Linked DNA regions of Homo sapiens: region 2 is linked to region 1. Evidence: chromatin loops called from intact Hi-C (ENCODE). Cell type or tissue: B cell. All regions are shown on one strand. Each heading gives the region's core, and the rest is flanking DNA. Links, peaks and the distances in the headings are about the cores only. Region 1 holds the start of VCP (valosin containing protein). Region 2 overlaps CREB3 (cAMP responsive element binding protein 3).

Region 1 (2,898 bases), core at 272-2,771:
GTGGGTACAGGGTGAAAGGTGAATTGAGTCAGCATATCACCAACAGCTGCCTGTTGACTACTAACAGGGACCCCTGTTATTTGGGGCCCAAGGATTTTCAAGTCCCAGCATATGCAGTTTTCTTGCTAATTTGGGTTCTACTGAATTGGCTGTGTGTTCTGTGGTTGCCCTTTGACTTCTCTGGATTTGAGTGCCTTATTATAAGGTATTAATATTAATGACGGGAGGAAGAAAGGCACAAGCGCTGAGAAACTGCAAAGGCTGTGGGATTGGGGTTACCAGAGGGTGCAGTGACAATGGGGTAGGAGTGGGGTGCTAGTCAGAAAGTTCAGAGTAGGGGTGGTTGGAGGCAGCGTTGAGAAGGAGCAAGAAGTGTCAGGGTGGTGATGGCGTCTTAGAAGATCTCCAGGTTTTGGGAGAAGATGGGTGTATGGGTTACCACAATAGGACTAGACTAATACAAGGGTTCAGTCTATTGTGCCACGTTCTTCCAGGAGGATAAACTCCGGAGCCAATGAACTGGAGCCAAGTGGGAGAGTCCGCCTCTAAGGGATTAAAGGGTCTCCTTTCACTAATCGATCTCGCCCTATTCCTTTCGTTGATTGGCTGAGAATTCCAATCCGTCGAGGAAGCGTAGCGTTGCGGCCAATTGACGTGGCGTTACTAGGCGTGTCGCATCACTGAGGCGGGAGCCAGGCCGCAAGCGAATTTCCTGATTGGCTGTGATCTGCGGGTTGCTGGGGAGAGGCGCGGAGAGGCGGGCGAGAGTCCGCAGGGCAGGCGCTGATTGGCTGAGGTGGGAGCAGCTTCCCTTCCGATGATTCGGCTCTTCTCGGCTCAGTCTCAGCGAAGCGTCTGCGACCGTCGTTTGAGTCGTCGCTGCCGCTGCCGCTGCCACTGCCACTGCCACCTCGCGGATCAGGAGCCAGCGTTGTTCGCCCGACGCCTCGCTGCCGGTGGGAGGAAGCGAGAGGGAAGCCGCTTGCGGGTTTGTCGCCGCTGCTCGCCCACCGCCTGGAAGAGCCGAGCCCCGGCCCAGTCGGTCGCTTGCCACCGCTCGTAGCCGTTACCCGCGGGCCGCCACAGCCGCCGGCCGGGAGAGGCGCGCGCCATGGCTTCTGGAGCCGAGTGAGTGTGCGCGCGCCGTTCGCTTGCTGCGGCGGCGCGCACCGGGACCAGCCGCGCAGGGTAGGCCCGGCGGGGCCTGGCCGTGGGCGCGTCAGAGAGGTGGAGACCAGGAAAGAGGGAAGGGAAGCTAGGGGGCGAGTGAGGGGCCGTGGACCCGGCAGGCCCGGCTGGGGCCAGCTGCGCACCCGCGCGCCCCCTAGGCGGGGCTTGCGTTGGGTCCGGGTCGGAGCCTGGGCCGGATCGTGCTGTGTCATGCAGGCCCCGGCCCGCCCGATTGGCTCCCTTAGAACGGACGTCTGGGCCTGGCCAGGTCTTCCGGCCCACTCCGCCGGCGCGGCGCCCCGGGGCTTTGGGGCGCCAGTCTGCCGTCCGGCCTACCACCCGCCGAAAGCCTTTGGTCCCCGGAGAGAGCAGGCCCCGCGAGCCCGAGGCCCCAGCCGGGCCCGGTGGGCGTGGACTTTGCGCCATGTGAAGGCCTCAGGAGCTCTGCCACCGAGGCGGAGCCCGGGGTCGGGGAAGGCCCGCCGAGCTCAGGGAAGCTCACAGCCGCCTTTTTGGAGCCGGGTCGGCGGGGCCGGAGGTGGGCATCCTCTGTGTGTGACCTGAGTCGTGAAGGACTGTTAGGGAGAGGGCGAGCCCTACCTTTCGCTTCTGGTCTTCTTACTTTAGGCCTGTTGTTCATACTAGAAAGTTTGAGCCAGTTTTCCTTAATGTTATGACTCGTGGGTGGGGAGAAAGGAATTTTTCTTTAACATTTTAGGTTCTTGCTAAAGTTGGAATCTCAGTTCGTGTTTTGTGCGCCTTTCCAGATTTCCAGGTTTCGTGGTGTGCAGTTTAGAGTTGCACTAACTCTTCAAAAACACAAACGTGCGCGCACTCCTTTCCCCAACCAGCTATATTGAGAAATTACCCGGGCTCTGGGGCTTTCTGACCCCACCTCCATCCTTAGGAAAGCGTTAGATAAAACTTGGCTACCTCAGCCCATTCAATTTAGAATAGAGAGCTTTTAGAGGCAAAAAAAAAAAAAAAAAAAAAAAAAAAAACACAGCCAGCCCAAGGAAACTCTATGCAAATTACCTTCCTTCCTTGAAGAGATTAGTTTTTTGAGGTGTGTTCCTTTTTCTCAAGTTTCTGAATTCGGATAAAGTATTACTCAGTTGCTTATTTAAAAGAGTCACTTATTCTGAAAGTATTCTTTTGGTTTATATGCAGTCAGCCTCTTATTTTCAAAAGTAAAAATCTAAAATTCTTGGAACCTGGCATCATCAGCTGTTTCTAACCTCTTGGTCACCTTGATGACTCTTAGCTGAAACCCTTCCAAGTCCCGTGGAGTCCCCTGTGCAGTTCTGGAAAGGGATTGACTTATACAGAAGACAATGGAGGATTGCCCCAAAGAGTGTCCAGAACTGCTGTTGGCCCATGGTCAGGCCAAATTCAGTCTTTTAGAGATTACCACATCTGATCTCAGTAGGTAGATGGGGAATTAGAGGCTTTACCTTAAGAAAAGGGCATACCACTCATCTCCAGAGCCAGAGTCCGGGATGGTAGGCAGAATGGAGGTTTTCCTAGGATACAGCTTTGAGATTAAAATACAAACTATTGACCGGGCACAGTGGCTCAGGCCTGTAATCCCAGCATTTTGGGAGGCCGAGGCAGGCAGATCACTTGAGGTCAGGAGTTTGAGACCAGCCCGGGCAACATGGAGAAACCCCATCTCTATTAAAATGCAAAAAGTAGCCAGGCATGGTGATGGTGCACACCTGTAGTCCC
Region 2 (2,898 bases), core at 130-2,629, 660 kb before region 1:
CCAGTGTGCAGTCTGATGAAGTCTGGGTGGGTGTGGTCTACGGGCTGGCAGCTACCATGATCCAAGAGGTAATGCACTCCTTTTCCCATCTCTCCACCATCTGTATCCTGGCCCAGAAAACTTCCTCAACCACCAAATTTCTTCAAGGCATAACCCAATGCCATCTTGTCCGTCTATAAAGCCTCCCATTTTTCCCTGGTATGCATTCCAGCTCCTGCCTTCAGGCTTCTGTCTGTGGGTCATAGTTATCTCCTCCACTTGCTGGGAGCTCCTTGAAGGCAAAGACTCTACTGCCTCCATCTATCCAGTGGAAGTGGCTCTTCAGAGGGTGCCAAGTTAGTATGTATGACTGTCATCTCTCCCAACAGGGCCTGACTTGGGAGGGCTTCCAGACAGCTGAAGGCTGCTACCGTACCGTGTGGGAGCGCCTGGGTCTGGCCTTCCAGACCCCAGAGGCATACTGCCAGCAGCGAGTGTTCCGCTCACTGGCCTACATGCGGCCACTGAGCATATGGGCCATGCAGCTAGCCCTGCAACAGCAGCAGCACAAAAAGGCCTCCTGGCCAAAAGTCAAACAGGGCACAGGACTAAGGACAGGGCCTATGTTTGGACCAAAGGAAGCCATGGCAAACCTGAGCCCAGAGTGAGCCGTCTGAACTGTGGGAGGGAAGTGCTAACAGCCCAGCCTCCAGCCTGGCCTTTCCTCCTTCCCCTCTGAACCTCCTGCAACCCTGAGCCATCAGGACAATCATACCCCTTCCCTTCTCTCCACCCAATTGTGCCAGTAAATGGGGGTTGAGGGTGACCTAGGCAGCATTAGAATCACTTATTTATTTCTTTCCTCACCTGTTCCCTGACTGCGTGAAATGTTCAGGGAGGTCAGTTGATTTCCCCAGGTACATTCATGGTGTGACAGACACATGGGTACAAATAAAAGACCCAGAAAGCCATTAAGTGTGGTGTGTTTGAGCCCTCAGTCGTCCTGACAGGGCACAGGAGCTGCGGCCAGCCCTTGCCCACCGCTTTTTATTTGGACACAGATGGGGAGCCCCCCAGGCTCCTGCTGAGACCCCCCACATATCCTCATATCTAGCCTGAGTATCTGTCCTGCAAAATGACAGAGGGGCTACCAGTAGGAAGCCATCCTCCCTTCCTTGTGAGATTTGCCTGCAGGGGGAGGATGGGACCTCGGCAGAGAGGCTCTGAGAAGAGGTCAGGGAATGGCCACTCCAGGGGAGGCTCTGCACTGGGAGCCTGAGGCATGTAATGCAGCAGGCAGGAAGTGTTGCCAGGGGCCTGGAGTACACAGTCTGAGCCGTCCAACCACTGGTGTGTGCTGTCTTTCGGCACTTCTGACTGCAGGGCAGGCAGCTCCAGCTGGTAAGGGTCCTCACTGGGGAGGGCACGAAGCTGGCGGGACAACACTGAGGAGACAAAGAATCTTCAGAGGCCAACCCAGACCTCTCCCCTTGCCCTGTCTGAGAGCTATCCTTAAGCCTCTTACCTCCATGCTCAGCTGGCAGGCTCCCCCTTGTGTCAGAGGAGTACATAGCAGGTACAAGGAGGAGGCAGAAGGAGACTAGTAGGACCTAGAGCACAGGAAAAAGGAGATGAAGAAGGGCTCTGGATTGCCCTGTCCCCACCAACTGAGAAAAGGATTTCTCCCCTCATCACCATCCTCACCAAGATGCAGGTGCTGCTGCTGCTGGTTTTGTTTGATATCTCAATCACCATGGCCTGGAGTTTCCTCAGTTGATCTAGAAGGGACCTAGAGGAAGAGAGGGGCCAATAGTGAGCATCCCCTGGCCTAGCATCCTGAGACACAGTGAAACTCCTGTTCAGGCCACCTCCTCCATCTCTGCACTGGATCCTCTCTCTTACTTTTCATTCTATTTTTGCAAACGACTTCTTCCTCTCTGGACAAAATGCCTGAAGTTCCTCATTAAAACAACAACAACAACAAAAAGCAAAAACAAAACAAAACAAAAAAACTCTGCCAGGACTTAACCTCCTTTGCGAATATCATCAGTCGTTCCCCACTGTCTGATCAGCTATGCACATAATCCTCACCAGGCATTTTCTATGTTCTCTACCTTCTGTCCCAGCTCATGTGTGTTAAGAGTTCCAGCCCAAGATGACTATGCTGGACTAGTCCTCTTGCCTAGGATGCTTTCTCTCTGCCTAGAATGCTTTCCCAACCCAACCCCAGAATCCTAACTACTATGAAAGCCCATGACGTCTTTCTTACCCCCTTTCTTTTTCTTGGTACTTAACTTATTCTTAGTTACTTGTAAATGTATTCCTCACTACTGGGAGCTTCTTGGAATCAGAGACCTAGTGAAGGCAGCTGCCCAGTTAGAAATCAAGTGTAGGGCAGGGGAAAGAGTGAGAAAGCATTAAATGAGGGGCATAGGAAGGGAATGGTTTGGAGGGATACTTACAAATTCTGTTCCTCCAGAAGCTGTACTTTGTTCTGAAGCTCCATATTCTGGGCTGTGTATTTCAAGACCCTGGGGGAAATAACAAAGATACGGGGATATGGCCTGTATCCTCCCTTCAAAAACCTAATACTTACAACAGAGTCCCTCTCCCTTTCATACCTGCTCTCTAAACCCCCAACATACACCTTCTTTTTCCTGCGGCTCTCTTGAGCAGATCTTTTATTTCGAATCTTCCTCCGCACACGTTTCAGAATTTGTTCCTCTGTCTGAAAGGAAACAGGGAAAGGGATATCATTAGAGGAACTCTAGAAAAAGGAGTTGAAACGCAACTGAGATCAATCTCTTTCCAATACAGAAATCCCTTCTACAGCTTCCCTGACCAACAGGCATTCAGATTCTTTCTGAATGCCTCCACGGACCAGGTGTTAACCCTAACAAGCCAGACCATTTTAAACTA

What was found. Hi-C counts contacts between places; a loop is a spot of excess contacts. Peaks named below come from ENCODE experiments on the same cell type or tissue, not always from the same donor. Only the 100,000 strongest peaks of a DNase experiment are listed, where the experiment ranks them.
Region 2: a loop joins it to region 1, with 4 times the contacts of the local background. A loop is called at or near these places in 4 of 110 quality-filtered maps.

The regions. Positions count from the first base shown.
Region 1 is chr9:35,070,567-35,073,464 of GRCh38, reverse strand. VCP (valosin containing protein) reads left to right here and starts at 840. Exons shown (of 17, transcript NM_007126.5): 1 at 840-1,128. The coding sequence starts at 1,112. RefSeq lists enhancers at 273-322, 343-482, 683-732 and a silencer at 1,133-1,762. In B cell, for the core only: CTCF peaks have their summits at 1,066 and 1,265; DNase peaks (open chromatin) are centred at 754, 1,374 and 2,244; H3K4me3 peaks cover 2,452 bases; H3K27ac peaks cover 2,500 bases.
Region 2 is chr9:35,734,918-35,737,815 of GRCh38, reverse strand. CREB3 (cAMP responsive element binding protein 3) reads right to left here. Exons shown (of 9, transcript NM_006368.5): 5 at 2,601-2,707; 6 at 2,442-2,510; 7 at 1,684-1,768; 8 at 1,505-1,589; 9 at 817-1,424. The coding sequence ends at 1,090. GBA2 (glucosylceramidase beta 2) reads left to right here. Exons shown (of 17, transcript NM_020944.3): 16 at 1-68; 17 at 369-950. The coding sequence ends at 647. Among named protein-coding and RNA genes, the nearest start is that of MIR6853, 3.4 kb to the right of the region's middle. In B cell, for the core only: CTCF peaks have their summits at 1,321 and 1,522 (motif pointing left); a DNase peak (open chromatin) is centred at 1,525.